Regions from separate parts of the Mus musculus genome. Here regions 2 and 3 are each linked to region 1. A link is a loop called in an ENCODE intact Hi-C map of the cell type or tissue named here. Cell type or tissue: gastrocnemius. All regions are shown on one strand.

Evidence for each region. Peaks named below come from ENCODE experiments on the same cell type or tissue, not always from the same donor. Only the 100,000 strongest peaks of a DNase experiment are listed, where the experiment ranks them.
Region 2: it touches region 1 in a loop (11-fold over the local background); 12 of 42 quality-filtered maps call a loop at or near these places.
Region 3: it touches region 1 in a loop (2.6-fold over the local background); 13 of 42 quality-filtered maps call a loop at or near these places.

The regions. Positions count from the first base shown.
Region 1 is chr8:121,973,639-121,981,638 of GRCm38, reverse strand. Banp (BTG3 associated nuclear protein) reads right to left here. Exons shown (of 14, transcript NM_016812.4): 2 at 7,074-7,212; 3 at 5,648-5,739; 4 at 2,885-3,084. The coding sequence starts at 7,143. It overlaps Mir7237 (microRNA 7237), which reads right to left and starts at 3,615; the gene lies at 3,553-3,615. It also overlaps the pseudogene Gm17709. In gastrocnemius, a CTCF peak has its summit at 3,488 (motif pointing left); DNase peaks (open chromatin) are centred at 2,886, 3,222 and 3,567; H3K4me3 peaks cover 481 bases; H3K27ac peaks cover 1,402 bases.
Region 2 is chr8:122,136,785-122,144,784 of GRCm38, reverse strand. It overlaps a transcript of Zfp469 not described here. Among named protein-coding and RNA genes, the nearest start is that of Gm39268, 9.2 kb to the left of the region's middle. In gastrocnemius, CTCF peaks have their summits at 1,349 and 4,853 (motif pointing right); a DNase peak (open chromatin) is centred at 4,761; H3K27ac peaks cover 1,388 bases.
Region 3 is chr8:122,334,575-122,342,574 of GRCm38, reverse strand. It overlaps Zfpm1 (zinc finger protein, multitype 1), which reads right to left. Exons shown (of 10, transcript NM_009569.4): 7 at 7,893-8,000; 8 at 7,548-7,643; 9 at 7,316-7,462; 10 at 4,713-7,143. The coding sequence ends at 5,384. Among named protein-coding and RNA genes, the nearest start is that of Gm46056, 6.0 kb to the left of the region's middle. In gastrocnemius, CTCF peaks have their summits at 3,530 (motif pointing left) and 6,149; DNase peaks (open chromatin) are centred at 708, 6,032, 6,784 and 7,102; H3K4me3 peaks cover 1,533 bases; H3K27ac peaks cover 764 bases.

The DNA.
Region 1 (8,000 bases):
AAGAGCACCCTTGGAGCCCAGCAGCCTTAGCCGTGTCCAGCCGGGTGTCAGATGACCAGCAGGGGACATAGATTTCCAGCAGAAGGCCTTGGGTACCACCTCCTACTAGACCTGGACCTCTGCAGCATCTCCAAATGGGAGGCAGTGACCTTCAAGAACATCTCTCGGCACTCTCTCGAGGCCTCCTTAGAGCTGAAAGACTGGTGATGGCTCCTATGTTAGTCTTGTGAGTCACACTCAAAGCCAGCAAGTAGAAGCCCAAGGTTTAAAGTTCTTTGTCAGAGTGCATGATCTGGACAGAGGTCATTCAGCTAGGTAAGCGCTCCTCCTCCTCAGAGGCAGCAGGTAAGCAAAACGCAGCACCGCCCCATTCAGTATGCTGCCGCCTTTTAGATGGTTCTAGAAGCCAGTCTATGCCCCACTGCCCAGGTTCTGTGTAACAATGCTCGTCTCTTCCTGAATCTGTATCAGTGACTTCATGCATCCATCGATGGGATCCTGGGGTTCTGCTCTCGAGTTCCCTGTTAGAGCCTTCTGGATAGTGTGGCCCTGTCACCACCACACCCAGGTGCTGTCCCAGCTCTCATCTTTCTAATGAGGAAAGCAGAACTTGGAAATGTCTGGCCCCTGGGAATGTCCAACTAGGTGACCTTGGCACTCAGTGCTCCCAGACAGACAGAATTCCAAAGCATGTGCCCTTGAGGTCAGGCCACAAAAAACCACCCTCTTCCACCCCTGCTGCTCCCATAACCTGGTAGAACTAGAACCGAGAAAAAAGATGCTGTCAATACTTCCTCAGCTCGGAAGACACCATGTTCCACAAGTGACAAAGGCCCAGGTGCTGTCCCCAGAATAGGCAGTATCTTATAAGAAGCAAAGATCACCGCTCTTTTATTTCACCTGGGGACAATACTGCTGTTTGCTGCAGGCCCAAAGCTCTGGAGTCAGTATGACAAACATGGCTACCAATGTAAAATGCCACCAGAGTGTAGGTGTGACCAAGGAGGGTAAGGTGTCCTTCAATGCCTGAGACAACTAACACAAAGCCCTCCCCCACGAACGCCCCAGGCCCTGAGCAGTCACATAGGAAGTCATGTCTGACTCTGAGCCCTGGCCTAGGCGGAAGTCAGACAGAGACGTCCTTGCAGTTTTTATGGAACTTGAACTCTCTAGGAACTCGACTACTCTGTCAGTCTAGAAAAAACTACACTTTGCTTCATTGGAAACAGCACAAAGAACTTGGCATTCTGGAATATTCCACTGCCAGTCGGTGATGCCTGCAACCACTGTCTCCAGGCTGCATCTCTGTCCCACTGTCTCCAGGCTGCATCTCTCTCTGTCCCACTGTCTCCAGGCTGCATCTCTCTCTGTCCCACTGTCTCCAGGCTGCATCTCTCTCTGTCCCACTGTCTCCAGGCTGCATCTCTCTCTGTCCCACTGTCTCCAGGCTGCATCTCTCTCTGTCCCACTGTCTCCAGGCTGCATCTCTCTCTGTCCCACTGTCTCCAGGCTGCATCTCTCTCTGTCCCACTGTCTCCAGGCTGCATCTCTCTCTGTCCCACTGTCTCCAGGCTGCATCTCTCTCTGTCCCACTGTCTCCAGGCTGCATCTCTCTCTGTCCCACTGTCTCCAGGCTGCATCTCTCTCTGTCCCACTGTCTCCAGGCTGCATCTCTCTCTGTCCCACTGTCTCCAGGCTGCATCTCTCTCTGTCCCACTGAACCTGTAGGCTCAAGCACATGCTCTCCCATACACTGCGGTCCTTTCACGTCTCCCCATTAACATAAAGCTCTATTTCCAAACATTATGTTTGGGGACAAAGGGACATTTCAAAAGAGAGCCTGCACAGACACTGTGTGTACAAGTATGTAGGGGGCTGGGGGGTGAGCTGTGCAGCCCACTCCAGTCATGAGAGAAACCCTGTCTCTGCTGAGAGGCTAGGACACCGAGGGAGAACAGAGTGAATCTGGGGTCGTCAGGAACTGTCTCAAGAGAGGACAGGCAGTTACTTGGTACTCTTGACCACCCCAAAACCAAGCAAAGTAACCCCTCCTTTCCCTTCCCACACAACCCACCCCTTTGAATCCATAAAAGCACCGACTGTTGCTCTAGTTACAGCACACATGGGCAGGGTGGCACCCACCAACCACCTACACCACAGCAAAGCCACTGGTGTCCCTTTAGGCTGCTGAGGCTGGCATCGCTACCCTACTGTTCTGCTCTTCCCAAATCTAACAGGCAAGAGGAGGCCTTGGAGCACAGAGATGGCGCTAAGGCCACTACTGTGAACGGACTTCCTCCTAGACACCTTGGGAAAGAATTAGAACATCAAGAACACTGGGTGGGTGCTGCCACCCACAAGGTCTCATGCCACACTGCCTATGGAGCCAGTGTGAGAAGGACCCCTTCTGAGACACCTTTCCATCCCACTGAGCCAGGCATGGAACCTTCCAAGCCAGCAGAGTGCAAACCATGCAAAGCTCTCTTGGAGGCCACAAACCTATTTAAAAATTAGGCACAAGGCAAGTCTCAGACTAAACGGAAAGTTTTCTATGATCAAGTAAAAATTATAAATATTACCCCCGCAGAAAACATAGGCAATAGTCAGCCAGAGATAGAAAGAGAAAAGAAGCAACATACATGGGCCAAGTTCATGGCCAGGTGCAAGGAAAGATGAGTCCAGCTGCTTAAGCCAAGAAACAAAGTTGGAGCAACTCAGGCCGTTCCAGCAGAGCCTGTGTTTGGTTTCGGTCTAAGTGAAACCAGCCCCATGGAAGCACCAGGGCAGATATCCGGGGCGAGGGCAGATCAGTAACAGCGGCGCCTGGGCTGGCACGGAGCGCTTTCCCAGGGTGGCCTGCGGAGCCTCGGTCTTCTGGACTTACCATCGCACTTTGTTGCAGGTCTGGGTGGCGCCAAGTGGGGAACCTGCCACCATGGGGACCTGGATGGGACTGTGCTGTTTATTGGTGACCAGGTCTAGCTTCTCTTCCAGAGATTTGCAAGTGGCCTCGAGAGCTTGCAGCTTGGCCTCAATGCTATCCAACCGCAAACATATCGTCTGGTTAATAGAGTACAGGAAAGACTGGAAATGAAAACAGAAAAGCTTCAGAGAGGATGTCTTCCACTGTGAGCAGCAAGTCCTTAGGACCCTAGCTGGCTCCTAAGTCCACCCAGTGTATTTCAGCTGAGTGAGCCCTGGGCCGAGCCAACATATTCAGTGAGGAGCCCTGGGCCGTGCACAGGGATTCAGCCCTCTGTGTCTAATAAGCCCTTGCAATCTCACCTTTCCTGAGGCCATGGAGTAATAAGCTTGTCACTATGCTCATCCAAATATTTATACAGTAAAGCTACAAAATTTTTCTAATGCTGAAAGATAAGACTACTATCCAAACCCTGAAAACCAAAAAAAGATGGCTGGACACAGCTATACCTCACTGAAATCTGTCAATGACCCCTTCCAGGGACCTTCTAAATATCAAGTGTGCCACCTAGTGGCCCACAAGAGGAGCAGTTTCCAACTAGCAAGCTGGAAGTCAGCAGCAGGCCATGTGCTCGGTAAGCTCAACAGGATGGCTTTGCTCTCCCAAGGGCCAGTCCTGTCACAAGCTACCATGTACATGGCGCACACAGGAACTCTACTGTGAAGAGAGGCCTCCCAGGCAACATTCTGGGTGCCAGGAAATCATTCAACTGTGTATGGCCAGCAGCCGCTGAAGAAAACACAATGAGGATTCGGCTGGAAGAGAAATGCAGCCTCAGGCACCTCAGGAAGAAGGTGCTAGCCTATGAGAACAAAGGGTCAGGCCAGCGCTGGACCTCAGAGCACAGGCAGGCAGAACAGCGTGTCCCTCTGCACCCAGTCCAAGTTAATGGGAGCCATCTCTGCTCTAACTTGAAAGGGAATCACGGAGCAGAATCACAATCATAACAGCCACAGAAGCAGATACCACACCAACAACAACCGGGTGTGGCAAAGCACGAATGCATGGGTCAGAGCATTCTGAGTAGCCAGGCACGGCCCTGAAGAACCCTGAGCTTGCTCTATTTCTCTGCTATGCACAGCAGTCAGGAGCAGCCATGGGAAAGTGCTGCATACCCAAAGCCCTCACATCTGCCCCAACTCAGCACATCCTCTGCCAGAGCCAGCACCACTTAGAGAAGATTCCTTTTCTTCAGTGCTACGGGCCTTACTCCTCCATTTCCTGTCATTAACCAGCACCCTGAACCCTGGCTTAAAGGCCTCTTTTCACAGAAAGACACTAGTAAGAAGAAGGTTAAGGAGAAGACCTGACGCTCCCCGCTAACCATGCTCTCTAGGGGCAAGGCTGTGCCTGCGAGGGAACAAGCAGCAGCGCTCAGCTCATCCCCAGTGTCCACTCGGCTATCAACGGAGCAGCGTCGGCAGTGCAGGCAGACACCATGACAACTACATGGTGGCCAACTGAGAGAGGAAAATCCCTGTTACAGACTAACTAACATCTCAAGCAAACCCATAGAGGAGAAGAGAGACAGCATTCTTCCTGACACTGCTCCACGGGTCAGGTGCCCACAAACAGCCCTGACCTGTCTGGTGAGAATTACTTTGGCAATTTGGTACGTGAATGTCTTCCAATCCCGTGACAGCACTCGGCTGCATGCGACAGCACACATGCAGTGTCTCCAGCAGACCCCAGGCAGCTGCTTTCCTCCATGGTCTGTTTCTCTGTGTGCTCTATGCTACAGTTAAGGTCACGGGTTACTTTGAGATCTGATACTGTCAAGGTGGATTTCACTCAATATTTTTTGAGATAGCTTCTTTCTATGTAGCCCTGGCTGTTCCAGAACTCAATATGTACACCAGGCTGGCCACAAACTCAGAGATCTGCCTGCCTCTGCCTCTCAAGTGCCAGGGTTAAAGGTGCGTGGTGCCCCTTCTGGCCTGAGTAGATTCTGAATTCCCAGCTTCAGCTGGCACTACCTTCTTGTCACCAGAGTGAGCTGAGTGTCTTAAGAAGTCACAGTTGACACAGAGAAGCCTATGACAAGGACTGGTGTCATCTGAGTCACTCTTATAAACTTCTCTCCTGTAATAATATTCACCTCGTGTTCTGCAGACACTGGATCCCAAATAAGCAAGTCCGGAAGCAATGCACCGACTGCCTAAGGAGCCTCCAACCCCAGCCAGCCTTGGGGGTGGGCCCCAGTGACCTCAGGACTTGGGGGTGGGCCCAAGTGACCTCAGCTCTCCTCCCACCTGAGGCAGGCTTACTCAGGCACAGGAAGACTCTTCGCTTGTCCTCTCCCAAATCCAGTGTTTCCTCCTGTCTTTTGCCGGAAGGACCTGGCCTGTATTTTCTGCAGCATTTCAGTGGCATCTCAATACTACAGGGCCAGGCCCTTCCTGTGGCCTCATCTGGAAAAAAGCTCTTTGCACATGTATTTAAATAAATGACCCATCTGGGCCTGAGTGAGGGTAGGCCTCAGGCATGGACTCGAGTAATAAGGCTGGGACCAATAGGTCACAGCAGAGGAGGCAGGGAGAGCCTCCTTAGAATCCCAGAAGGTGTGGCCCTGCCACTGCAGAGCTGCAAGAGGGTTGGTTCTGCTATTCTAAGCCCAGGTTGATGGTAGAAAGTTACACAGTGCCCACAGGAGCCACACGGTACCTTTATAGAGGGGTCCTGGCAATTGATCTCTAGTCGCTGGCGCTTCAAGGCAGGTTCATCATCATCTGTCACGACATGATTCTCCAAAACAACTGAAAAGCAACCACAGAGACAGAAGCTGGAGTGAGCATGCTGAGTTCCTTGGGGCTCTGTGCCTCTACAGCCGAACACAGTGCCGGTACCTTGAGGCTGATGAAAATGGCACAGCCATTTCTTTGTTAAAATCCTCAGCCAGGCAGAAATCAGGCCCTCCCTCATCCATCCCCACCAAAATCAGACCACCCGATCGATACTCCCCAGAGCCTGGTGGGCAAAGCACACTGAGGCGCCGTCATCGGTGACTGCTTCCCCACTGTGTTTAGTGTGTCTGCGGCTACGTCACTGTAAAATCCAAAGCACCCTCACCTGGCCTGGCCTGAGGTCCTGGCCCACTCCCTGCATGGGGCTGAGAGCACGTACATACTGACAGCCACAACCCTCTCTGCATGTCATATGCCCCAATCTAGCACAGCCAACACGCTGACTTACACGGAAGCTGAACTGCTCACGAGCCGCCCACAAACAGTTCCTGCTGACCTTTAAGGCCTGCTTTCAGATAAGCAAGGTAACCCTAACGCCAACCTCTGCAGTACCATCCCAACGTATTAAAGTGATGATCACCAAGCCTAAGAGCAGTTACACCTTATCCCTGCCACACTGCACCTCTATAGCGACCTGCACGGACTAGTCCTGTTCTCACACAGGAGCACTCATTTCCCTAAAGCTTACTTTTATTTATATATATATGTGTGTGTGTGTGTGTGTGTGTGTGTGTGTGTGTGTGTGTGTGTGTGAGTAAATGTATGCAATTCGTGTGGGATGCCCTCAAAAGCCAGAAGGAGTTATAGGTGGTTGGAAGCTGTCCAATGTGGGAAGAAGCCCAGGTCCTCTGGAAGAGAAGAAGTACTCCTAACCACTGAGCCACTGCTCTGGCCTGATACAGCCACCTTCCCAGAATTCTGTGCTCAGCATTTGTACTGACTTTTATGCCATGAATAGTTTCATGTCACTAGTTCAGTTTTTCTCACTGAATGCCTGTGCATTTCTCCAGCCTCTGTGTGCTCACTCACAATAGAAAAGACGAGACTGCTACCTACAGCTCTGTGTCTGCCTTGCCTCCTCCTTTGGCAACACACAGCAGCCATCTAGAGCAATGGCCAGAACTCTTTTAAATAAGTATGTGTGGATGTGTGTGTGTGTGTGTGTGTGTGTGTGTGTACACAAGCACACATGCAGGCAGCCCTGCAATCATCCTATGATTTAAATTTTCACACAGGGCTGGCATCTCTGCTGTGTCTGCTTTACTGGGGAATGAAGTCCGGCAGAGTGGCTTTGATACTGAAAAGACAGGGAGAGCAACAGTGCATCGACTGTCTCACGGCTGTACCTGGGTGATCAGGGCTCAGGTCTTCCACTGCAATCTGAACCACATCCGCCAGGTCCTGCTCTGACATCATCCAGAGCACGAGGAAGGGGCACACTGACAGCAAGAGTCCAGAAGTCACAGGGTATGCGGTTTCTGTCACCTGCAAAACAAATGTCAAGAACCAGAAGGGATGATTAACGTCCCAGTGTGGAACAGCTCATAGCTCTGTGCACCGAAGGATCTAAAGGTCTGCAGGCGCTTCGCTGTAGGGCTTTACTTGGCTTTCGAACACTCAGAGATAACTAACTAGTGGCTTTTTTTCCCTAAATAGTGGAATGAAAGTCTCACTTCCCCATTCTTCACACCACCTCCAACACATCTTCTAGAAGCAGGTCTGGGAGCTTCAGGCTAAGTCTAGCATCTCCAGGCCCCAGCTGCCTATAGAAACCCTCTGCTGGTCAGTCCCTGCAGCCGCCACCGCCGGCCGCCCTCAGCCAGCAGCTCGGCGCCACCTCCGGTCGGCGTCTGCGGCGGGCTCGAAGAGGCGGCTGACGGGGCGGCGGCGGGCAGACGGACGGACGGACGGGCGCTCCTCGGGGTTTGGCGGCGGCGCCTCCATGGGTCAGGCCAGCCGGGCCACTGTGCTATGAGTGTTTCCACCACTCCAAGGAGGCAGCATTCAGAGTTCTTTCTAAGTCGACCTTGTGAGGAGCTGGCGATAATTTGATTCCATCTCCGGGTTTCCTGTAAGCACATCGAGAACCATGAGCAGCTTTACTAAGGACGAGTTTGACTGCCACATCCTTGATGAAGGCTTTACTGCTAAGGACATTCTGGACCAAAAAATCAATGAAGTCTCTTCCTCTGACGATAAGGATGCGTTCTATGTTGCGGACCTCGGAGACATTCTAAAGAAGCATCTGAGGTTGGTTCTGCGGATTGCCACTG
Region 2 (8,000 bases), 160 kb before region 1:
TGGTTGCTCAACATTCTCCCTTCCCAAGGTCCTCACAGCCGGCTGCCTTCAGGTCTCCATGTAGCATGAGCTTGTTGCACCCGGTGCCTCCAAGGGGGCTGGTTTATCAGAAGCAGTTTCCCAGAACACCCCGTCAGCATGGCCTAGACCACTGAGAATGCCACCAGTGTCACCAGACTGCCTCTGTCCCCTACTGTGGTCCTATAGCTAAGGAGTGCTGAGGCTAAAGGACAAAGTTGAGTTTTCTGGGAAGCCGAGTTCCTGGTCTTGCCTGGAGAGGTCATCTCCTTGTCACTGAAAGTAAGACTTCAGTGTCCCTTGGACAGCTAATTTTCTTGTTCTCCCAGGTCATGGCCTTTCTGTGGCACTCCACTGGGCACACAGAATGCTTTAGCTATCACAGTTAGGTGACTGTCTTAGTCAGGGTTTCTATTCCTGCACAAACATCATGACCAAGAAGCAAGTCGGGGAGGAAAGGGTTTATTCAGCTTACACTTCCATGCTGCTGTTCATCACCAAGGAAGTCAGGACTGGAACTCAAGCAGGTCAGGAAGCAGGAGCTGATGCAGAGGCCACAGAGGGATGTTCTTTACTGGCTTGCCTCACCTGGCTTGCTCAGCCTGCTCTCTTATAGAACCCAAGATTACCAGCCCAGAGATGGTCCCACCCACAAGGGGCCTTTCCTCCTTGATCACTAATTGAGAAAATGCCTTACAGTTGGATCTCATGGAGGCATTTCCTCAACTAAAGCTCCTTTCTCTGTGATAACCCCAGCTGTGTCAAGTTGACACAAAACTAGCCAGTACAGGTGACTGTTATTCTCACCTGTCTGTCAACTCACTGTCCACCATATACCCATCTACCCACTTATCAGCTCGCACACCTACCCATTCACCAATTATTCATCCACCCAGCTCACCTGCCAGAGAGCCACATCCAGCCACCACCTCTCTATCATATCCATCTAGAGACTACATACGAAGTACCCACTCCCCAAAACTACACTAGGAACATGGCTTGGATAAGATGCTCAGCCCCCTGTTTGCCTGAGAACAAAGCCCACTGAGATGGACCACTATCCTTGAGAAGTACAATCTTAGGGGAGTCCATATCGGATGTCTGCAGAGCAGGGGATACATGTTAGCTGTGAGTACATCTGTCCTCCTACCATGCTGCCTGAGGGATCTAAGGAAACTTCCAGAAAAGCTTATGGATATCTAACAAACCATCCAAAGCCAGATGAGAAGCATTTGTGCATAGGGCATTCACCAGATTAGGGTGCACACCAGCAGATGGGGCCACATAAGCATATTCCTCCAGCTTAGCACTAGTGTCCCTGGTCCACACTGATGCCCCTGGTGGATGCTGTTAGATACTGTGTGAGTATCAATTGGCTGTTGGAGGCAGAGGAGGACTCTTGGCCAACTTCCTAGTCCTGTCTTTGGAGTGCCATAGAGGGGCTCAGAAGCCACCCTGATTGTGTAGTGACCTACATACACACCTGCATAGTACCTCTCCTCAGCTGAGCGGTTGGTCCAGAGTTGGAGCCAAGGGAGGAAGGGCTTGCGAGCAGAGAGGAAGACCAGACTGCACATCCCAGGTCTGGATATGGGCACGTGGCCTGCAGGCTGGGCACATTCAATCAAAATAGGGCAGGTTCTTAGGATTGCGATGGTCCTTCCAAAAGACAGGGTGAAGTGTCCGTCTGGTTACTGAGAGATGGGACCTTTGGGGACCTTTGGGGAGATGTCTTAAATGAAGGAAACTTTTGTCCAGTGGGTTGAGCTTTGTTCTCACAGGGCCTGTGTCCATCATGGGCTTTCCAGCTGCCATGACAGAGCCCCACCCTAAGCCAGAGGGGTGTCATTGCCTCAACCCCCAGAGGGGCTGAGTCGGGGGCTCAGGAGTTGGATGTGAGATGCTATGGTGTTCAGGATCCCTTTTCTAAGCAAGCTACTGCAAGAAATGACTCAGCATCCCAACTGTCATGTCCTCCTGGCCTCTCAGGACCCACAAGGGCTCCAGGAGGAAGGGGATAAAGGTGTCCTGTCTCAGGGTCATCCCTGACCCAGCCAACTTCAAAGCGCCAGGGCATCTCTGGAAATACCTTCCCGTTGGCACCCACACAACCTTTTGGGAGCAGGTGCCAGCCCTCAGTACACAAGTACCAAGGAGGGGCCTGAAAGAGGAGAGGCCAAGGGCTCCATGGCCAGAGCTGCCCCTCAGCCTGGGTGGGCACCGGAGTGTCTCTGTCAGGGAATGCCCCCCCTTGTGTGGCATCAATAATAAGAATGTATCAGATAACAGCAGAAACAAAACAAGGTACCGCAGTGCCACCTTATCTGTGGGCTGTGGCAGTGCCACCCAGGTCTCTGTGCTTATCTGGGGGCTGGCAGAGTTCGGATTCATTCCTCTTGGGTTGCAGGAGATACTGGGATATTTATGGAATGTCCTCAAAGGCCTTGGGCTGAACCTCTTCCGTTTAGAGAAGAAAGTACAGGCTGCCCAGGCCCATCTCCAGGCTCCTCGCCCTTGGCTGTGCAGAAAGCCAGTGAGCCAGCCACATTTCCTGAGACAGCTTCTTGAAGCAGGTGCCGGGCAGCCTTTGCCTGTGTGGCCTGTGGGAATTACTGACCACATACACTTAGCTCCTCAGGTCCAGCCTTGCCCCGCCAGGCTTATATCGTCCCATCAAAGGCACAGTACCTGACATAGTCGCAGGTGCCTGGGCGTATCTCATGCCCCCTCCTCCCACCCATCAACAGTGGCAGAGGCTAGCCCATGCATTCTTCCAGTGCAGAGTGTTGCTGGAGCCTCCTCGCCAGCTCAACCTTTCTGTACTGTTGCTTTCAGGACCTTGGTCCCTCATCCTGTGGCACCCAGCTCAGCCGGCCCCGCCTTCTCCCCTTGTTCTCATTCTCATCTCACAAGTGTTGTCTCTGATCTCAGAGGGATGGATCCCTGTGGTCCTAATGGAGAGGCTAAGAGCACACAGATGTGGGTCTGACATCTGCCACGTACTGGAGACACTGACAGGGCCACCGCTTCCTGGTTGGCCTCTTCCATGTTTCCTTCAGTCTGTCCCATGGCCAAGCAGAAGACATTAGCCACCATGTCAAGCACGCCAAATTCCAGGATGCTGTGTCCAGCTTGGTGTCAGGTCCTGAACTGTTACCTGGGCCCTGATGACATTTGGGCTCAAGTGGAACCAACAACAGCAGACACAGCCAAGCCAAGCCTGGGTTCTTTCTTGAGCCTCCCAAGCCCAACGAGCACATCAGGGGTCAAGAACCCCACTTTAGCCCTCATTACCGCTCTGTGAACAGAGCGCATGTGAGGAGATGCAGCCTGACCAGGCAGTGTCAGACATGAATATGAATTCTCCAGGAGAGAGAACCAGGTAGGCGGGCCTGCAGGACACAGAGTGTCCTGGGAAAGGTCCTACCTCTAGGCTTCTTGGGTGTCTCGCTCATACTTAGATGGTTCATAGTACTGGTTTGCATATATTGAGGGCCACTAGCACACACTGGGAAGGGCCAGGCACCAGAGATGGCACTTTCACATCATGGACACCTTTTTCTCTAGCACCCTTGGACCACCTAGAGTGCCACAGACCTCAGCAGTGGTTTCCCTGTCCCTAAAGCTGCATCCAACACAGCGTCATCTCCTTTTCCTAAGGCTGCGGAGCCCCGTCACTGAACCATGCCTGTCGGCCTGCTATGCCCTGAGCTCTGTGGTCAGTACACTCCCTGTGCACTCATCCATATATCCTACTCGGTCCTGGGACACAGAGGGCACCAGATGCATCACCTGCACACAATGACTGACTTCCATACAGCTTAGAAAAGCTTCCTCCCCACCCAGGGCAGTGCTCCCCACCCACCCAGATCAGTGTTCCTTCCCACTCAGATCAGTGCTCCTCCCACCCAGGGCAGTGCTCCCCTGCCTCCTCCCCACCCAAGGCAGTGCCCCCCCATTTCCCCTGCTTTTTTCTCCTTCATTCCCTCATTACACAATTATTTACAGAACTGACTTGGGTCTGTCCTAATGCTCCTCAAGTGGGCCATTTCTGGTCATGAGAAACAGGCTGTGACATTCTGCAGGATGGGCAGGGGCACCGCAGCCATTGGGAGAAACAAGTGCCTGCTCTGAGTCAGTATCACCTGGCTTGTGTCAGCTGCCAGTGAGGCATAGCCTTTGACTCTCCTTGACATGGGAGCAGACAGTGCAGGGACATGAAGGAGGGAGGACTCTGGCTCCTGTAGCACCCATGGGGCCTGGACACGCCTCAGTGGCCCCCGTCCAAACAGGTTGTAAGACCTGCCTGACTCAGTAGCAGCTATGGGGCCTGCCGTGTAAGTGAGAGATGACAGAGCCAGCCATGAGCCATGGTCACCACTAGAGACGACGGGAAGGTCCCCATTCAGGCCAGGATGAGGGGACATGGGAGATTTGTCTAAAGCAAAGCCAAGGATGGCAGGCAGTCCAGTGGTCCCAACACCTTTCTGGCCCATGTCAAGAATGAAAACTACTCATCACATGAGGGGACAATGATAACTCAGCTCTTTGCTCTACTCTAAGATTGCGTGGCTAGCCCACCGTTCCAGGTTACAAAATCAGAGAAGCCCAGAGGGCACCGCACAGATGGCAGAGCCCAGGGCAGAAGCTGACCTTGGCTCCTGGCCCACATCACAGCAGACCATGGCACAGGTCCTCCGGAACCAGCACTCTGCAGGGTGTCATAGCTCCCCGGACAGTTTACAAGACTGGACTGGCTCTCCTCCCCACGCCTGACCCTCACAGCTTAGGTCAGACAGAGTGATTCATAGGCCATGAGGCGGGGCCATGTCTCTGCTGTCCAGCAGGGGGCCACAGAAGGGTGAGCACTGGGTTCTGTGGCAGGACAGGGACAGGACTCTAAGGCTGCTTCTTTAGACAATCATTCCACTGGGAAGCAGGGAGATTGCCCTTGGGGACAGTGACACTGGTGGATCTGGTAGATCCTGAGCCATGGGTAAGGCACAGATTCCCCCTTGCTTCTATTGAGAGACTTGTAGTGGGTAGAGGGGAAGGCCAGGCATCTGACTGCCTTTCCTTGTGTGTGTGTGTGGTGTATATGTGTGGTGTGTGTGGGGTGTGGGGTGTATGTATGATGTGTGTGTGTGGTGTGTGTGTGTGTGTGTGGTGTGTGTGTAGGGGTGTATGTGTGTGGTGTGTGTGGTGTATGTAAGTGTGTGTGTGTAGTGTGGGGGCTGTATGAGTAGGGTGTGTGTGTGGTGTGAGGGGATATATGTGTGGTATGTGGTATGTGGGGTGTGTGTGTGCTGTGTGGTATGTGGGGTGTATGTGTGGTGTGTGTGTGTAGGGGTGTATGTGTGTGGTGCATGTGTGTGTGTGGTATGTGTGTGTGTGTGTGTGTGTGTGTGTGTGTGTGTGTAGTGTGGGGGCTGTATGAGTAGGGTATGTGTGTGTAGAGTGCTAGTCTTGTGGGGCTGTGTGGTTCGTGCATGTGGGGGTGCCTGTGCTTGTTCCCATGTGCAGTAATGTGTGTGCTCTTAGTGTAGGGGATTATATGTGTGTTTCATGCCCGTGTGTATGATGTCTGTCACTCCCATCGTGTTTGTGTGTGAGTATGGTGTATGGCATGTGTGGTGTGTTTGTGTGTATGTGTAGGGTGTGTGTATGCGCGCAGAGTATATATGTGGTGTGTGTGTGTGTGTGTGTGTGTGTGTGGTGTGTATGTACACGTGTGTGTGTGGTGTATGTGTATGTGTGTGTGGTGTGTGTGGTGTAGTGTGGTGTGGTGTGTAAGTACAGGTGCCTGTGGAAGCAAGAAGAGAGCACCAGATCCCTTGGGTCTGAGATTGCAGGCAGTGATGAGCTGTCTGATGTGGGTGCTGGGAACCAAATCCAGGTTCAAGAGCAGCAAGCATCGTAAGAGCCGAGCCTTCTTCCCTGCTGCAGAGGTGTACCTTTTAAAGTCTGGATTACATTATTCCAACACAGAGACATGAAGGCAGAGAAGGCCAGCTTCTTCAGGTGCTGCTAGGCCGACAGGGTGTCTATTTGGGGCCCATCTCTCACTTCTTGATCCCCGCCCTGGCCCCCATAGCTTCTCTGCATGCCTGCCCTCTGATTCCCCAAATAGGACTAGACAGCTTTCTCTCTTTATTTCACTAACCCATCCAATACTGACAGACAAGGAGCTGCCATGTCTCCCATGCTGAGGGGGGTGCTCCTGGACATGTGGTCAGGACAGACCTTCAGTCTGGTGAGGGTCACAGAGAAGCCGCGATGGAGCTTGAGGGGAAGCAGTACTCACTCCTTTAGCTACGTTTTCTTGTCACTGTGACACAGTAGCCATTAGTCAGCCTCTCTCTTCCCATGGGAGTCTCCTTGAGGGTGTGGACTTGGTGTTAGAAATGAAGCTGGGACAGAGCCTTTGAGGTCACCATGGAATAGTCTAAGGTGGCCAAAGGAGAAAACTGCCAGAGTTTGACAGGATGGACTTCGAACCCTGCTTATCCGTTGGATGGGGTGGATTTATTGTTGGAAAACCAGGAAGACTCAAGGACCCTGGTCCAAGGCTGGGCTACAGCTAACAGGGCCTGTGTCTGTGGTTGCCTCCCCCCCCCCCCCATCCTGGGCTTCAGCGTGTGTTGGGTTAGGAGTAGGGTCCTGGGGATACAGGCTCTATATCCTGTTATGGTTGAGTCCTAAGTGTCCCACAGGTTTGTGTTTTGACACTTGTTATACACTTGGCAGCACTATTTGAGGAACCTCAGGTGAGGCCTCGATGGAGGAGGTGTGTCACTAGGGTTATGTCTGGCCCCTCCTTCAGGCCTCATTCAATCTCTGCTTCACTGTGATAGTCTCGACCACACACCGCATGATCTGAGCTGCCCGGCCACGTCTTCCCTAATTGTATCTATTGGGCATTTTGGTCACAGTTAAGTGAAGGGAACACATATGCCAGCCTTGAGCAGTGATGAATGCAAAGGACCAAACTGTTGAAAAGAAGAGAGGTAGAGAGCAATGCCTAAGTTCCATATGGGGCAGATACACAGGCAGCGGCGAGTTCCCCTGGAGCAAGGGCATGACCAGATAGGTCACTCCTTGGCTGAGGGGCCTGGTGCAGAATACCAGGGCCTGTGCAGATGGTAAGGATTTTCAGACAGGCTGGGAAGATGGTGCAAACATAGACACATCTGGAAAGCGGGAGCCTCAGTTGAGGAACTGTCTCCTTCAGACTGGCCTGTGGGTTTACCTGTGGTACATTTTCTCCATTGTTAATTGATGTGGAAGATCCCAGCCCACTGTGGGTGTTGCAATCCCTAGGCTGTTGGGCCTGAGCTATATAAGAAAAGTAGATGAACAAGCCAGAGGGAGCAAGCCAGTTAGCTGCACTTCTCCATGGTCTCTGCTACCGTTCCTGTCTCTAGGTCCCTGCCTTGAGCTTCTGTCCTGGCTTCCCCTGATGATGGACAGTGATCTGTAACCCAATAAGCTCTTCCCTTCCTCCTTCCCTTCCTCCTTCTCTTCCTCCCTTCTTCCCCTCCTCCAAATTGCTTTTAGTCAATGATTTATCACAGCATCATAAAGCAAACTAAGGCGACACTGAAGTATAGATGAAGACCCAAGTTCCAACCCTCTGGACCCATGTAAAACATTGGCTATGATGGCACATGCCCGTGATCCTAGCCTTGAAGAGGTGGAGATAGGAGGAACCCATGGAACTTGTTAGCCATCCAATCTAGACAGAGTACTGAGTTCCATGTTTAGTGAGAGACCCTGCTTCAAAAAATAAGGGGAGAGTGGTTGACACATAATGTTGCCCTATGAGCTCCGAATACACATATCCACACATGTTCACACCCACTTGTGCAACACACACACACACACACACACACACACACACACACTCTATATCCAGTGGTCTCAGAAAATTAACCCCTGTGCAAGGCCTTCTGGGTAGGTTCCTGTATGGCCCTTCCCTTCTT
Region 3 (8,000 bases), 360 kb before region 1:
TGCAGATAGATTCTGTGACCGTGTGATGTTTGGAATTCTGGGAACTTTTCCAAGGGTATATACAGGCTTGGGTTCCAAGAGTTGAGGTTGGTTGAGGTTTGTTAGTAGTCGTGCTGAAAGAAGGAAAAAAAAAAAAAAAGGAAAAAAATCTCAGACTCAGGGATTTTCCCAATTCCTCTCTCCCTTCTATCCTTGTTTCTCTCCTATTTAGTGTTAGGGGGTGAAACCAGGGCATAAAGGGTGGAAAAAGGAAGGTGGCCCTTGATGCCCTCCCTGTCCTGTCCAGTGAGTATTCTGGGAGGGATGAAGAGAGCCACAGTGTCTGTGACAAGGGTAGGAAGAGCAGAGACACTCAGCTAGGTACACAGACTCTGCTGGGACTCTGTCCCGGCGAGCTTAGGTGGAAAGTCACTGTCCACAGCAAGCCAGCTACACCCCTGTCCACTTCTGTCACGGCCTTGCTGCATGAGTCTGACCTAATGCTGAGTAGGGCAAGAGATGTCAGTACACACACACTGCACATCATGCCTGCCTGTAGCTGTAATGGACACACCGAAGGGGACACTGGCCTTATCCCTATGGGGCAATGGGGACTCTATATGTGACTGCAGTGTCCTCCAGTAGTGTGGGTGTATAGTCCTGTACAGTGCCCGGGCTTCACAGTGTGCTCTAGCTCAGTCCCCTTCCCCACTGTGCAGCCTGGACTGCAGCCCAGCACAGTGAGCCTTAGCAATGGCAATGCACAGGGCATCTAGGTTCGCCAATGCCCACTGTGATGGTTTGACTATGCTTGGGTTAGGAAGTGGTGTTATTAGGAGGTGTGGCCTGGTTGGAGTAGGTAAGTGTGTCGCTGTGTGTGTGTTTGTGTGTTAAAGCCTCCTCCTAGCTGCCTTCTTGGCTCCTTCTCCAGCCCCATATCTGCCTGAACACTGTCATGCTCCCACCTTGATGATAATGGACTGATCCTCCGCGCCTGTAAGCCAGCCCCAATTAAATGGTGTCCTTATCAGAGTTGCCTTGGTCATGGTGTCTCTTCACAGCAGTAAAACCCTAAGACACCACCTCAGACAATGCAGCAAATGCATTCAGAGGGGGTGGGGTGGGGTGGCAGAGTGACCTTGAAGATGTCTATAGCCCATCTCAAGTAAGAACTGGGTTGACATAGAGTAGCTGTTCCTCCCTAGCTGACTTTGGGATAAACTGTCCTAGACTCTCTAGTGAGGGGTGACAAGGCTGATCAGTAGCGGGAGCGAGAGAGACAGCAGAGTCTGGCTCTGAAGAGGGAGGAGCCACGAGCTAAGTCATGTAGAAACTTCTAGGGTAGTGGTTCTCAACCTTCCTAATACTGCGATATTGCAGGATATTTCATCACATTGTGAACCCCCAAATTGTGTATTTACTGAAAAAAACCTGGTTCTGGCTGTGGTGTGGCTCATCCCTTAGCACACACCTTTAATCTCTCCGACAGGAAGACAGACACGCCCTTAGTACCCACCTTTAATCCCAAACAGTGAAGGTAAAGTTAGTTTGTAGAAGGAAGCACTAATGTTTGAAAGTGATGTCTAATTGAGTGGCAGAAAAAGTGACGAATCAGAGGAAGATCTGACAGAATAGGCTCTGCCCCCAACTCAGGAGAGACAGGAAAGGGAAGCTACCTAAGGGGCAGTGCAGAGAAGAGGCAGGTTTACTGAGACAGTTATAGAGAGACAGGTTGCAGAAAGGGAACAAGCCAGACACCAGTGAAGCCAGAAGGAGCCAGAGAATGAGGAGGAGTCAGAAGATTTGGACAAATTGCCAGAGTTAGTATGAGCCCAAGCAGAGCACTTCAGGAGACTCAGAGAGAAGCCAGACTGAGTCAGTCAGCTTGGAAAAGAGTTCTGAGCAGAACAGCTGAGTTAAATCAGCCAGCTAGAACCCAGAAAGAACTAGAAGGGTGAGCTTATTCAGCAGCAAGTCTCCGAGGCTGAAAACATTCTAGGCCTAGATAAGATTGTGTGGAGGCTAGAAACTTCCAGGGTAGGCCTAGTGAGCCTCAGAGACAACAGTTACAACAGGAGAATAAAAAACCTACAGTTTTTCGCGTTGTGGTGGCCCCCAACCAAAACAAATATTTTTGTTGCTGCTTTGTAACTGTAATTTTGCTACTGTGATAAATTGTCATGTAAATAGCTGTGTTTTCTGATGGCCTTAGGGACTCCAGTGAAAGGGTCGTTTGACCCCTTAAGGGTCAAACCACAGGTTGAGAACTGCTATTCTAGAGGCTACAGAAATCAAGGTCAGGTTTCTCCTTGGAGTCTTTGGCAGGAACCGCTCCACCGACCCTTGTCCTTCAGCTCCCTGTGACAGCCCAGGGCTCCTGTACATCATGACTATGATAGAATCCACATGGACCGTTTAAGCCACTAGCCTGAGGCCTCTGTTTAAATAGCCACAGGAGCCTTCCACAGGAGCCCATACTACAGCAGCGACAGAGGGCCTCTGGCATCCAGAGTGCAGGTACAAAAGTCTGCAGGGGCTGCAGGAGTGTAGTAAAATTAAATACTCAGAACAGGCAGAGAAGAAAACTCACTGTGGGTGCTTTGCTCCTGAGCCACCCAGAGAATGTGATAGGTGTGGAAGAGGAGACGTGGGAGACCAGGGAAGCAAGACAAATGGCAGAGAGAGAGAACAGACATGATACAAGTTCATCCCTGCAAAACTCTGCATGACATTAAAACGTGGCAGAGTTGGAGTGACATTCAGACGATCTGCCTGTGGGAGGCAGAGTGGGGACATCTTTCCTATGGGAGCAAGAGGTCAAAGGACCTGTGTGTCCTCATAGTCCCAAGAATAGAAGAGTGTCTCCGGAGTGGGAGCCACACTGTAGAAGGACCACTGGAGCCCAGGCAGAGACAAGGCTGGGCTCTCAGGGAAGGCAGCTAGATGCTGCCATGGAAACCTAGATGCTAAAACAGCAATAAAGCATCAAGGAGCAATGCCAGTTCTCAGGAGGCTGAGGTGTGGGGGTCGTGAGTTCTAGGTCAGCCTGAGCTACAGAACAAAACTCTGCCTCCTCTCAAAACAGCAGCAGCAGCAGCAGCAGCAGCAGCAGCAGCAGCAGCAGCATTAACAAAAGCATGCAGCTTACGGTCAAAGCCGTCAGACCGAGAACAGGAACTTGACAGTGTGGCTCACTCTGGTGATGTTGAGGTTCCTGTCATGGAGGGGTGCAGACATTAAAGCTTTAGGAAAGAGTGTTAAATCCCAGTGCCTAGAAAGTGTGCTCTGCAGGTGATGCTGAGGCAGGTGATACAGAAGCATGCTCTGAGGACCTGCCCACCTCTGCCTCCAGCCCAAATGCTCGGCTTCCGGCTTCCAGCTTTCTTCTCAGGCCTGCAGGGCTTCTCCAGAAGTCCGGGAGGCATCGGTGCACTTGGGGTTCTCATGACTCCTTTCTCTTCCTCAGGGATTGTAGCATACCCTTGGTGGTGGGCAGGCCACCCTAGCTAAGCACGGTGGCAGGCCCACCAGGTGCTTCTGTGAGCCATACTGCCCTCTACTGTCCCGAGTCTCCACTAGTGTTGAAATCAAGAGCAGGATTTGATGGGTGGGGTGGGTGGGGTCACAGTCTGCTGGGGAAGGGAGAAAGGTCTAAATGGGGGTCCCCAAAAGGCCCAATGGATGGTATATATTGCCCCAATAAGACATGTATATGAAGTCTTCAGAGGGGAACCATTGCCTGAAGCATGGGACCCCCATTCCAACCGTTCCCTGGTCAGTTTGGGTGGATTTGGACAGAGCTGAGCCCTATGCAGGGCCTGGGGAGGTCATGCTTAAGATCTCCAGGGCAGGGGGCAGCCCAGCCAACTCCGCTAAAGCCCAACTCTATCCAAGGTGCTCTGGCAGGGGCTCGGTACCACTGAGCCTTGATGTTCCTACCCATGGACCAATCCCAGTGCGTGGGGAAGATGTACACCTGGCAGAGGTGAGTGGCTGGGGGCAGTGTTATTCCCTGTTCTCATGGATGCTCATGGGCCAAGCATCGTGAGGTGGTACAAGGGCAGATGGGTTCCATCAAGCCGCAGCGGCAGCAGCTTGGCAAGCAGAAGTATACAACGGAGTGGAGAGTTGGAAGAGGGACCAGAGGGAGAGATGAAGGGTGTCCTGCCTGCAGGGCACCGGGGTGAGGAGGCAGACCATGGTGACCTGAGGCTATCTTGAAGGGAGGAATGTGCCAGGCAGGGTTGAATGGAGCCGGAGTGGCTTAGCAAGCAGGCTCCTGGGCACGTGATGGTGACTGAAGCAGTGCTATGGTGTCGGCTGCACACGAGGAGCTGACATGGGTGGTTTACTTTGGAGACACAGGCAGAGGCTCATAGTGACTGACCTTGGGGTCTGTGACTAGGGACCAACTGCAGGCCATAGAGTGAGGGGCAGGAGGGTTAGGCAAGAGCTGGTGATCTGTAGAGCCCTATAGCTAAGGAACAGGGTAGACTGAGCAGGGTTGGGCTTCCGACAGTGGGACCAGGGAAAGACCCTGTCCCTCCTGCATGGTAAAGGCAAGGGAGGGCAGACTGCTCTGCCAAGGTGGAGAAAGGAGTTTATGGAGTGACTGAGGCCAGAGGCCAGGCCTTGGGCATGAGCATCAGGAAGGTGGAAGGATGCATGGCATTCTGGGAAGGGCCCTTAAGAGGAGACCAGGAGGGATGCTCCAGACTGGGCAGGCCTGTGAATGGACTCTCAGGAACATTTATTCTTGTGTAAACCCAGGTCCATCAGCAGGCCGCCTCAGAAGGCTGCAGGAGAGGTGGACTGGCCGACAGGGCCCGGGTCCTTGGGGTATGGTATTTTCAGGGCTCTCTGTCAGCTTCTACAGCTGCCGGTTAAGACTTACAGAGTTGGAGAACAGCCATGTTCACACCTTCTCAGGGGACCAAGCAGAGAGGCCAAAGCAATGGCTAGACTGCCATTGCTTTGGTTCTGCCAGACGTGGCCTACAGCCGGCCAGCCACGGACTACAGGGGGTATACCCAGGCCCAACTCTGTAGTCATAAGTACCCACCCCTGTTGTGACGGGAGGGGCACTTTGGGACTTGGTCCTCTTTCTCGAAGACTCAGCAAGAACAAGGTTTCACTCTCTCTAGTAGTCTGCAATTGGATGCACTTTCTGGCAGGGCAGCGGGTGAGCTAGAGGCAGAGGAAAAGAACTCTGCAGGGGCGGTTGAATCCCTGGAGCGGGCTAAGTCCTGGAGGAAACGGTGGGGTGCCCTTTGCAGGGCCGCACAAGCTGGGGTATGGAATGAGGCCCACTAGATCTAAGACAACAGGCTGGGCCTCCAGCGAATTTATCACACCGAATGTCTTTATTAAGTGTCAAGGGTCCTGGTGGTGCGGCCCCACAGGCTCACTTTACGTGCTCGGCGGCGTGAGAAGAGCAGTAATACTTCTTGTGCGCGATGAAAGTGGACAGGCTGCTGAACCTGATGTTGCACAGGCGGCAGTAGCGGTGGCCGCCACCACCACCCGGCGCAGGAGCAGGAGCTGGCGGGCCCTTGCTGGGTGTCCGAGCGCCTTGATCTGCTGGGTCAGAAGGCGTATTCTCGGGAGCAGGGGAAGGAGAGCGTGGTGCGCGGCCGTCGGGGCTGTCGCGCGGAGCACGCTCGGCAGGTGTGCGGGGCTCAGCGCCCGGGCTGGCCGCTGGCTTGGCCACCTGCAGGCCGTGTGCCTGGCGCAAATGCTCAACCAGGTCGCCGCGAACGCGCCCGTTGGGCGGGCAGTAGGGGCAGAGGGCAGTGGTGCGCAAAGGCGCGGCGGGGCATGAGTACTTCTTGTGAGCCAGGTAAGCTTCGAGGCTGTGGAAGCTTACGCGACATGCGGTACACTCGTGGTAGTCGGCCAGCGCGGGCAGAGCTGTTGGTGCATCCGGGCTCTGGCGACGCGGCCGCTTGCTCAGGTCTATGGGGCCGTCGGGGACCGGGCTCGGAGAGAGCGCGGGGGCAGGGCCGGCGCTGGCGCTCCCAGGTCTCGGAGAAGAGGGCAGCTCCGCAGTGGGGGAGGGTACAACTGGCACAGGGGCGGGGCCTGCGGCTGGGGGCGGGGCGCCAGCTGCGGGCAGCTCGTACAGCTTGCGACGCCGGCGCGTGCGCACGGGTGGCGCTGTCAGCGCAGGAGCCGCGGGTCCCGGTGCGGTCGTGGGTGCGGGTGGCCGGCGCGGCGGCGGGTCGTGGCGCGAGGCGCAGTAGTAGCGCTTGTGCACAGTGTAGGTTTCGTGGCGGCTAAACCGGATGTTGCAGGCCTCGCACAGCGTGCGGCTCGGATCGTCCTCTGCGTCGTCTACGGAGCTGCCCGGGCTCTGGCTGCCCTCGCTGCCCCGGCCCGCGGCCTCGGCCTCCGGAGTAGTCGTGCCACTCGCCTCTTCCTCTCGTGGCCCGGGCCCCGGCGACGAGCGTGACGGGTCTGGCTCTGCGGCGGCACCTGCGGGCGCGCGGGCCGGGCCGGTGGCCGCTTTGGGTCTGCGCACAGTGGGCGGGTCCTCGGGCGCGCGGCGGCCCGAGCAGTAGAGGCGCTTGTGCACATAGAAGTTGTTGATATTGTTAAAGGTGATCTCGCACTCAAAGCACGTGGCACCCTTAGTCCCCGAGAAGAGGCCAGTGGGTGTTCCCGCTGCGCCGGAGCTCCCTGCACCCTGCTGTAGCCGGTTGTGCACCAACTCGGACATCTTGGCCAGGATCTCCGAGGCCTGTGGCGCCGTAGGGACGGTGGTTGTGCCCGCGTCCGGACTGAACACATATTGTGGCAGAAAGAGTGTCCCGGCCATTGTTAGCTCTCCCGGCCCTGGGCTAGAGCCAGGCGTGGGGCTGGACAGTTCTGTCTTCACCCTGACTGGATTGGGGCTGTGTGGTGAAGGTGTCCGAGACGGAGCCTGGGGACCTGGCTCTCCCGGACCGGAGGCACGGGTGGCTTCAGGCTCCTCTGCAGCCTCCACCTTGATGGTCCTGGGGGCTGCAGGGGACTCACTGCTGCCCCCATTTTGGGGGGGCACTCTGGTCTCTCCGTTGGTGACTTCGGCCTTACTGTCCAGTCCTGAGGATGGGGTGGGTGCCTTGTCAGCGGGAACCAGGGGGCTGTGCATCAGCGAGTGCTGTTGAAAGCCTGCCAGGCTGTCTACAAGAACACAGGGCTGCATGTCAGGCCCAGGGCAGGCCCTAGGTAGGATGTGGTAGGCAGAAGGGATTGGGGTTCTAGGGTTGACAAGGACACCATGTGATGCCTATGGACAGGCCCCTCCCCCCTTCACTTATCCAAGGGCCAGTGAGGCTCCAGTATGGCTGCTTACCTGGAGGAAGTTTGGCTGCTGGGTGTCCAGCCCCTGGTGAGTAGATCTCACCCTTGGAGCCTGGCTGGCACACCATGTGGTTTGTCACCAGGTGACTGTAGAGGATGTCCCTTGTGGTGGATATGAAGCCACAGTTGTGACAGACACCTGTAGGCCACACTGTTGTGGTCAGGTTCCTGGGGCTCAGGTTTAGCCCCAGAGACCCCATCCCGGCCCCCTCCAGCACACCTACCGCTGAGCGTGTCTGTGTGCACCTTGAGATGGCGTTCACAGTTGGCCTTGGTGGTGAAGGCCGACAGGCAGATGAGGCACACGAAGGGGCGCTCTCCTGGAACACAGAGATGGATCCCAGTGACAAGGAAGGAACACTGGCCCTTTTAGTTCGCATCAGTCATATGCCGCCCAGCGTCAAGTACACACCCAGCCTTTTATTAAGTGTGCATATAGCCACAGGTAAGCCTTGCGCTAGGCTGTGGAGGGACGGGGAACTGCATAGCACATGGTGGCAGAGCAAGCTTTCCTGACCACCAGTCCAGTGCAGGGCCTGGCTTGGCCAGGGCAGGCACGGGGCACTCACCACTGTGGCTGCGCATGTGGATCTCCAGCGAGCTGGCGCTGGGGCAGCTCTTTCGGCACTGGGGGAAGGGGCAGACACGCTCATTGGGGTAGGTCTCTTTGGGTTTCT